Regions from separate parts of the Homo sapiens genome. Here region 1 is linked to region 2. Evidence: chromatin contacts called from ENCODE Hi-C or POLR2A ChIA-PET data. All regions are on one chromosome and are shown on one strand. Each heading gives the region's core, a stretch centred on a gene start or an enhancer-like site at or near the end of the contact. The rest is flanking DNA. Distances are from core to core; before and after follow the strand shown. Region 1 overlaps IYD (iodotyrosine deiodinase). Region 2 has its middle 33 kb from the start of IYD.

The links. A loop is a pair of places that touch in the nucleus more often than their neighbours do. ChIA-PET counts read pairs that join two places held with the same protein, here RNA polymerase II (POLR2A). Pooled maps may share reads with other maps.
Region 1: a map of Caco-2 shows a loop between it and region 2 (8-fold over the local background). The contact joins two enhancer-like sites. A Hi-C loop is called at or near these places in 16 of 168 maps with a recorded cell type or tissue (CD8-positive, alpha-beta T cell, Caco-2, Calu3 and 11 more), 1 of 37 single-sample maps with no recorded cell type and 18 of 50 pooled maps. POLR2A ChIA-PET finds 5 or more read pairs at or near these places in 2 of 52 experiments (K562 and OCI-LY7).

What each region holds. Positions count from the first base shown.
Region 1 is chr6:150,394,286-150,398,783 of GRCh38, reverse strand. It overlaps IYD (iodotyrosine deiodinase), which reads right to left. Exons shown (of 5, transcript NM_203395.3): 5 at 1-729. The coding sequence ends at 547. Among named protein-coding and RNA genes, the nearest start is that of IYD, 28 kb to the right of the region's middle. Within about 2 kb of position 3,248, at least 2 of the 41 ENCODE cell types and tissues checked have a DNase peak (open chromatin) inside an H3K27ac peak, as active enhancers do.
Region 2 is chr6:150,334,068-150,338,837 of GRCh38, reverse strand. No RefSeq gene overlaps it. Among named protein-coding and RNA genes, the nearest start is that of IYD, 33 kb to the left of the region's middle. RefSeq lists a silencer at 3,371-3,665. Within about 2 kb of position 2,382, at least 3 of the 41 ENCODE cell types and tissues checked have a DNase peak (open chromatin) inside an H3K27ac peak, as active enhancers do.

The DNA.
Region 1 (4,498 bases), core at 1,999-4,498, 59 kb before region 2:
AGGCATGAGCCACTGCGCCTGGCCATGTTTTAGTAACTTTGATGGTTACTTATTCAAAACTAGCAGAGTGTCCCTGAAGTTTGGTAAAAAAAAAAAAGTAGTTCTCAAAAATTAGTGTCTAAAAGCCACCAGAAATCAGAGAACAGGAGACCATTTGATTAATCTAAATTTAAATTCGAGTCATCATGTAGCTGAATTCTTGGGACTATGGTAAATTTCTGATTGTCTCCTCTATGTGAGTTTTTTAAAAATAAAAGAAAAAAGCCAATAGTGATTGTCTAGAATAACTTTTAAAATGTAAAAACCCGGGCATGTTCTTTGTAAAGTGTTCATGCATTTCCAAAGTGGATAAGAAACAGGATTTATGGGACTGGAAGTGCCACAGAGTGTGGAGAGGCTTCTTGACATAGTGTGGCCACCTGAGAAGAGCAATGAGGGGACCTGACACCTGGAGAAAGAGCAGCCAAGAGACCCAAGAGGAGCAGGCGAGAGGCTCAGGGAAAAGCAGGGGCGCCATCTCCCTGCCACTCCCTTGGGGGGCCCTGCCTACACTGTCACCATGATCTGGTCCAGAGGTTTGCGCTTGAGGTCAGGCACCGTGGCCTCCTTGCTGGGGTACCCCACGGGGAGCAGCATCAGCAGCTTTTCATGTGCGGGGCGGCCCAGGAGCACCCTCAGTCGAGGGCCACAGTTGAGAGGAGTGGTAGTGACAGTCACCAGACCTGCATTCTAAAATAAGAGGACAAGAAAGCATTTTAAAGTCAGCAGGCAGAATGACTGCTCTCCCTCTAACCTGGGGACCTTCTTGTCCTGATTATACCTGCTCTTCCTATCATTTCCCTGAAGTTGGGCAGCAAAGAGGCTGCCAGCTCAAGTAATGGCATCGTGAACCTCCCTGCCCCCATCAATCTCCCCACCCCCTCCCTTCTTTTAACCAAGCAGTGGCAAGCTTTTGGAAGAAGAAAAATACTATTATTTTTCATTGATGCTTAAGAAATAGGAATGGTTATTTTACAGAAAAATACTGTAGGAATCCAACTACAGTAGAGGAAAGGCAAAAACAACAGGGAGTTCCTTTTAGCTAAGGGGTTGGTCTGTGTCCTGGTACAAGAACCAAATGATAAGAGAGTCCACCAAAGCAGTGTCCTAGCCCAAATGCGACATAATTTTCCTACTAAATATACATATTCGGTTTTGTTTTTTGTTTTTTTTTTGAGACAAAGTATGGCTCTATCACCCAGGCTGGAGTGCAGTGGCATGATCTCGGCTCACTGTAACCTCTGCCTCCTGGGCTCAAGCCATCCTCCCACCTCAGTCTGCTAAGTAGCTGAGACTATAGGCATGCACCACCATGCCTGGCTATATTTTGTATTTATTTATAGAGATGGGGTTTTGCCATATTGCCCAGGTTTGTCTCAAACTCCTGAGCTTAAGTGATCTGCCCGTCTCAGCCTCCCAAAGTGCTGGGATTACAAGTGTGAGCCACCATACCTGGCCAATTTTCCTGCTAAATATTCTTTCCTGAACTCCAGTGATCTGCCTGGAATCTATGATTTGTTATCAATAACTCTAATATTGGCATTTGAACCCATATATATTTATGAACCCATATATATATGAACCCATATATAGATACATGCACACATGCACATATATGAATCTAGAGTGACTCAATATAGTTTCTTGCTGAAGGTCTCTTATACAACATCATCATATACTATACCTTGATTAACGAAGATTTCACAATACCTGAGAGACTGTTCTCAAGAATACATGCATCAAAAAACCTAACTGATTTCTTCTTTCTGTCATTAGCTCTACTTTATCATGGCGTTTCTTCTCCTTGATCATATCTTCACATAGTATTTGAACTTGCAATGGATAAATCTTAATTTTTTTTTTTTTTTTTTGAGACGGAGTCTCGCTCTGTCGCCCAGGCTGGAGTGCAGTGGCGGGATCTCCGCTCACTGCAAGCTCCGCCTCCCAGGTTCACGCCATTCTCCTGCCTCAGCCTCCCGAGTAGCTGGGACTACAGGCGCCCGCCACCACGCCTGGCTCATTTTTTGTATTTTTAGTAAAGGCCGGGTTTCACCATGTTAGCCAGGATGGTCTCGATCTCCTGACCTCGTGATCCGCCCGCCTTGGCCTCCCAAAGTGCTGGGATTAGAGGCGTGAGCCACCGCACCTGGCCAAGTCTTAAACTTTTTTGAGAAAATATTTACACCTTAATTTAGTGTCATTTTATATCTTGGTCCTTTTCAAGACATAGCTTTTACTCCATACTGAATTTTGTATGTCTCTAGCAGTAGAAACCTGCAAATACACAGACCATATTAAACAATTCCTCTTATTAATATTATTAATGTTAAGTTGACTTCTATTATTATTTTATCTTTCACTCTCTCGATGTGAGTACTTTGGTCTTATTATAGGTCAGGATTTTTTTAACTGGAATCCTCAGACCCCCAAAGGGCCAAGGATTGAATTTAGCAGGTCCATGAACTTGAATTTGAAAAAAAAAGTTTTCATATTCACTAACATCTAACTGAAATTTAGCAGTTTCTTCCTTTATAAATGTAGGCAGCAAACCACAGTAGTGTTAGCAATATCTATGACTTTATCACCAATGAAATCCACAGTTATTTTCATATCATTTTACAGTTGTTATAGATATTTTAAAATATCATTACATTCATCACTACTTTAAAATTATAGAGCTACGACTAGCTCTTGGTATTTAATATATTAATAAAGGCTTGTATATTATATTCTAAACAACAACCACCACGGCAAGTTCCTATGACTACAGAGCCAACCATGGAAGCAGAGCATCCCCACCCAGTGAGATGCTGATGCCCGTTGATAGGGGACTCAGTGGCCAAGGGGTACCCCATCGACCTCTTTCCAAGCCTCCAAATAACAAACATCTAAGTAAAAGCAATGAGTAGCTTCCAGACACTTCCCCGCCTGCCCCTCTCCAGCTTTTCCAATCAGATCACCACCTCTAAACCTGACCAGGAAGTTCTGGAAGCTGCCTCTACAAGACATGCATGGCGCGCTTATCAGACCCAGTCACCATACTGGAGATGCGGGCTTCATGGAGATTTTTCTTTCCTCCATCACTAATCATAACCTACTCTCGGGATTATGCCTTATGAAAGCTAGGGGGCAGCAAACTCAATGGCAAAGTGAAAAAGACTGCCTGCTGCAGAGGCACCTGGGCAGCCTTGTGAGCTGAGCTTGCTGCAGGCTTCGCTGCTTCTTCCAGGACCCTCAATCAGGTGGCGGTGCCTCGCAGTCTGATGCCGCATGGTGATTCCATTATTTACCTGCTTACAGATTCAGGAAGGAAATCAATGCCAGCTCCTTCAGGATAATTTTTCCAAAAACCTAAAACACATTTCAATGACTACATTTTGGGAGGTGTTATTCAACATACATGTTTTTCTTTGAGATAGTGAAGAAGCTCTCTTTTTTTTTTAATCCATTGTCTCTCAAAAGTATGGTTACTTGCTCTTATAATCTTGTTTTCTACATTTATTTTATGGGTTTACCATCTCTCTCTATCCACTACCCAGCCCCCAGTCTCTGCTAGAATATACAGTTCATCAGACAACTATCCCCAGTGGCTCCCAGGAACTGCCACGTAGAAGGAGCTCAGAGGCCAGGCATGGTGGCTTACGCCTGTAATCCCAGTACTTTGGGAAGCTGAGAAGAGTGAATCACTTGAGCTCAGGAGTTGAGACTAGCCTAGGCAATATGGCAAAACTCCATCTATACAAAAAATGCAAAAATTAGCATGGTGGTGCCTGCCTATAGTCCCAGCTATTCAGGAGGCTGAGGTGGGAGGATCACTTAAGCCCGGGGGTCAAGGCTGCAGTGAGCTGTGATGGTGCCACTGCACTCCAGCCTGAGTGACACAATGAGACCCTGTCTCAAAACAAAACAAAAAGGAGCTCAGAAAATATTTGTGGAGTGAATGCACTGTTGAGTGAATGCATGAATAGTTTGAAAACTATACAGCAATCCTGCTCCATTTCATGTTAGCATTGCTCTCGTTCCTATGCAGATGGAATTTTTGAAAAGCACATGACCTTCTTCCTAATGCCATGCAACGCAAACTTCTCAGAAAAGGGCCTCTATGAAGAGCCCTTCTCATGGCTTTTTAGTCATTCCATCATCTCTGAGAGCAACAGTAAACGTATCCAGGGAGTTAGCCTCTGTGACTTTTAGGCTCCAAAGTACTTCATGTGGGTCTGCCAAAACCCTTGAAACTTCATGTTGTTACAGATGACTGCAAACACAACACCAATTTTTCTAACTTGAAATGATGTTATAAGTGAATTCCCAGCTTGCTGAACCATCATAGTCACCAATCCAGGTTTCCAGAGTCAGTTTTCACATCAGAGTTACCTCACTTAGGAATTCTACTTTAGATTAAAAAAAAATTTCCAAATGTCCCTGAATTGAAAACTCAGCTGAAATGTTCTAATAAGGC
Region 2 (4,770 bases), core at 1,133-3,632:
TCTACTGAAAGAATCAGAAATAGCTTACTGATCTATGTAAGTACAAAGACACAATAATATATTACACAAGGCAGGTGGCACAGATTTTTCCTGAAGTCATATGTACTTGCAGTCCCCCGACTAAGGCGAGTTGGAGCCCCTTGGTAAAAGCACTAGATTCTAAGTTTTCTCGTCTGCTAAAGCAAATTGAAAACCCCACAAAAAATAAACAAATTCATCTCTATCTAGTGTTAGGATTTTCAACATTGCTCACATTTTTGAAAATAAGTAAGTGGTACGTGTGTCACAAAACTCAAAAGGACAAAGAGCCAAAGTTTATCTCCCTTGTCACGTATTCCCTCACCAAAGACAACCACAGCCAGTGATTTTTGCCTATCTTTCCAGAGGTAGTCTATGCTTATAGAAGTGCAGAAATAAAAGGTCTCTCTTCCCCCACCTCCTTTCCTCTCTGTTATCTCGGTATGGTTGCATTTGCAAGAATCACATCCCAGTTAATCTGTAAATTTCACGCACCCGATTCTGCCTTCCCTGGGACTGGATCTACAGTCTAGGGGTCTCCCATGATGTGTATGGGGAGGGGTCCAGACAGAGGCCCAGATTGTCACGGGTCCTCCTGGGTCACTGCTGAAACATCCCTCATCCTGCCCCAATGGGACCACATGGTCTGCCAGGCTCAGTGGCTCTTTCTGATGCCCCTTAGCCATGTTGTGAGGCTGCCCAAGGCCCCAGCTGCCTGACCTTCCCGTGGGCCTTCCCCACTCCCACCTAAGCCCCCTGACCACCCTGGGTTCTCTAGGAAGAGTGGAGAGCAGGAACCCTCTCAGTGGGATCCTCTGCACCCACATCCACCCCTTTCCTCACCTTCCTCTTCCTTCCTCAGCCCCCAGGGAACTCTTTCAAGTTTAATGGAAGGAGACCTTCTAAACATTTTTCCTGAATTGGGAGTCCCTTGCATTCCCCTAACACATTTTATTTTATTTTATTTTATTTTATTTTTATTTTTATTTTTGAGACAGGGTCTCGCTCTCTCACCCAGGCTGGAGTGCAGTGGTGTGATCTCGGCTCACTGCAACCTCCAGCTCCTGGGCTCAAGTGATCCTCCCACCTGAGCCTCCGTAGTAGCCGGAACTACAAGCATGAGCCACAATGCCTGGCTTATTTTTGTATTTTTTGGCGGACAGGGTTTCACCATTTTGGCCAGGCTGGTCTCAAACTCCTGGACTCAAAGGCATCTGCCCACCTCGGCCTCCCAAAGTGCTGGGATTACAGGCGTGAGCCACTACACTAGGCACCCACTAACACTTTTTTTTATGAAAACCAAAGCCAGAGGAGCCTTGCAGTTCTTTTCTGCCTTGTCACATTCCTCTAAGCAGGAGATCTACTTACTTTCTGAGAGGAGCAGGGGAACAGAGCATGTTACCGATTCACTCCCGACACGGCCCTCAGAGCCCTGCATCTTCCAGGTCCTACCAGCTCACAGCCTGCGCCGCAGCCACACTGCTCTTTCACAGGCCCTTGTACTCACCGGGCTCCTCGTGCCACAGGGCCTTTCCTCATGCTGTTCCCACTACCTGCAGGACTCTTCTCCTCTTGTCTAGGAATTAACCCCTTTCAACCCAAGTGTCACTTTCTCAGGAGCCTTTCTGTGCCTATTTGTTCCTTTTAAAAATATTATACGGCACAGCTACCTCTCCTAGTAGCCATGGTCCCAGCTGACACTATTCATGTTCTTGCCTCCATCTAGGCTGAAGCTCCATAAACACAGACTCTCTGGCTTTGGTATCATTCTTGCCTAGGTGAGTACCTGCACTCAAATGAATGCTGAGCTGAATGAATGAATAGATTTAGGCACTCGATAAATAAATGCTGAATGAATGAATGAATGAATGAGTGAACGAATGTGCTCCACTGCCTCCTTTTTCCTTACCTCTCTGTTCTTCTCTCTGTGAGCCCATCTGATTTAGATTTTATATCTATTATCTATGAATGAAATATATGTTTTCTCCTGGGCATTAAAATAATCTTCCACATTACATCTCTTTAAACCTGCCATCTTAGCCACTCAGGGAAGTAGCTATTCAGGGACTTCTTGCTAAATTTTTGACTTGTTATTTGGTTCATTTGTGGTTATTGTAATTAGTCCCTTTCAAATCATTTTCATCTTTTCTTTTTACTAAACCTTTGTTTTAAATATGAACCAGGCATTTCCGCCAGATATTTTGAATACTTTTTGACCTCACATTAGCCTGCAGTCTTATGGTCATGGGAATGAGAGATCTGAATTGCACGCAGTTTGCAGCTAAAGGAAACCACCTTTTGAGTTGAGTCTGGCAGATCTCGCAGTTAAACACAATGAACAGCCTGCTTTGTTTAATGACTGGCAGGCTTGTGAGTCACACTAGAGTAATTAACTGGCTCACTCACCCAGCTGATGAGCACCTTGTCAATGTGGTATCCACTTGCCAGAAATTTCTTTAGTTCTCCAACCAGACGATCCATAAATGTCAACACTCTTCAGAAACCAAAATTATATCACTGAACTGGGGTTGAGGAGACCTTTGGCGAACTTCTAGAAGTCCTGTTAGGCAGGATGTTTAGAGATGGTGGCTCCACAATTTCTATAGGAGAGAGTTAGGAGCAGCAATTGGTTGGAAGACAGGACTTAAAGTTGCTTTGGAGTGGAAAATGTCAAAATGTAATCTCATATAATGGGAAAACCAATTGATGAAGATCATGGCTGAAGACTGAAGGTTCCCATTCCCGATCTCTTGACACCAACAAGTATTTGAGTTCTTGTTATCACTATTTACACCTAATAACAAACTGCTAATTTTTCCTATTTTATTTTTCCTTCTGGAATAATAGTAACTTTTAATAATGGTGTTGCTACTTTAAGCCTTTGGAATTAATCTGCTTAACTCACTTTGCACCATGCCTAGTAGGAAAAAAAGGCTACTTAATAAATACGTCTTGATCATAAAACTATACAGCACTTGATAGATGGGATAGCCATATATAATGCCTTCATATATTTGGAACAAAATATCTTACTTTTGTGCTATTTAAGATTTAGTGCTTTCAAAAATAGTTGGTTTTGCTTTTGTTGTTGTTGTTGTTTTACTGTTTGTATTTTATTAATTTTTCTCTTTCTTCCCCTCTCCTCTCCTCACCTTTCTTCTCTCTCTTCCTCTCTTTCTTTCTCTCTCTGTCTCTCTGGTTGTCTTGGTCTAACAAAACATGGCTGGAAAAAACACTTAAAAGATCCTTTCCTCTTTAGAAATCAACTCATGAAAACCACCTAAGCGAAAAGGTAATATTTTTCAGTTTCAAAAAACAGCCAGACAAAATGTACTGAGAAGTTTCCAGGGCTCCAAAGTACAAAAGATGTCCCATTCAACAGTTAGGCTGTCATTCTCTGAGACGTTTGGTAACATTTCAAGATACATTTAGATCTGCAAATTCATTTTCCAAGAGGATTCACCCAAGAACTGACCTTGCAACTCAGATAAATGGCCACAAGGTGGGGTGAGAGGTACAAACAGGACCAATTGAAGCTGCTGCAAAGTTTCCATGAAATGTTGAATTAATACATTTTATTTTTCCATGACACAATTACCTATTAGACAATAGATCCTACATGGTCCTATTAGATTCTATCTAAACAACCACACTGTATTCTGAAGATTTGCATAAAGGAAGATTAACATGAACCGTAGAAGTATGGCTATTTGTGCACCTACCTTCCCTGACAGATAGGAAACCCCTGAGGCAGGACTATCTCTTCTCATCCTTGTGTTCCTATGGATTGATGGCAGTATAGGAATGGAACCTACCTGCCCTAAAAGGTGTTTGGCAAATGCTCGTGGAATTGAGGTCTTGGTCACCAAGAGGAACCACAGTGTAGCCATCAAATCCTGACATGATCACACCTTTCCCCTCTAATTTCTCTCCTGGGTTTTTCTCTTTGGGGCTGTGTCTTTCCCGACCGACTAGTCAGGTGCTCCCCCAGGCCTTGGCTGTGGGATCCCTGGCTACCGTGAAGAGTGAAAACAATATGAACGTGGCAGTCAGAAGACCTGGAGTAGAGGCCTGCCTGGCAGGACTTTGGTTAAGTGGGTGCAGCTCAAGGACAGAGACTGTGCTGTGCCCCTTTGGCTTTCAATGTGAAAATCCCCCTACAACCAGACACACAGAAAAAAAATCACCATAATAAATACAAGAAGGCCATAGACTGAGACTGGCTGCGTTACTATGACTGGTAAAGTGAGGGCATTGATTAAGACAGAATAGAATCCTGTCCGTTGGATCAGAGATGTGTGGGAAGACCCTGATGAAGCTGGGGACACTGAGACCCTAAATTCTGATGAGTCTTTTCTGCCAGTGAAAGAGACCTCGCAACCATCAGCAAAAGTGGCCTTTGCAAGCCCCAGCAGAAGCGCTGTCCCCAACCCGGGAGATGTGGCCTTCCTACCCAGCAGTGATACCAGCCTTTCTACATCCCTACGAGGGGTTTCACCTTGCATGGCCAGAGGAAATGTGAATGGCCTCCCCTGAGGCAGTTGCCATGCAAGGCAATGCTGATTCTCCTCAGAACCCGCCCCCCTCACCCCTGTTTGCTTCTAGACCTATGACCAGACTCAAGTTCCAGCAGGTTCCTAAAGGTGAGGGTCGACGTGTGGCTTGTGAGGAGCGCACTACACTGCAAAAAACTACTTTATGTTTCCAATTTATACAGACAGAAACCCAGGGAGAGTGTGCAGGGAGGGATAT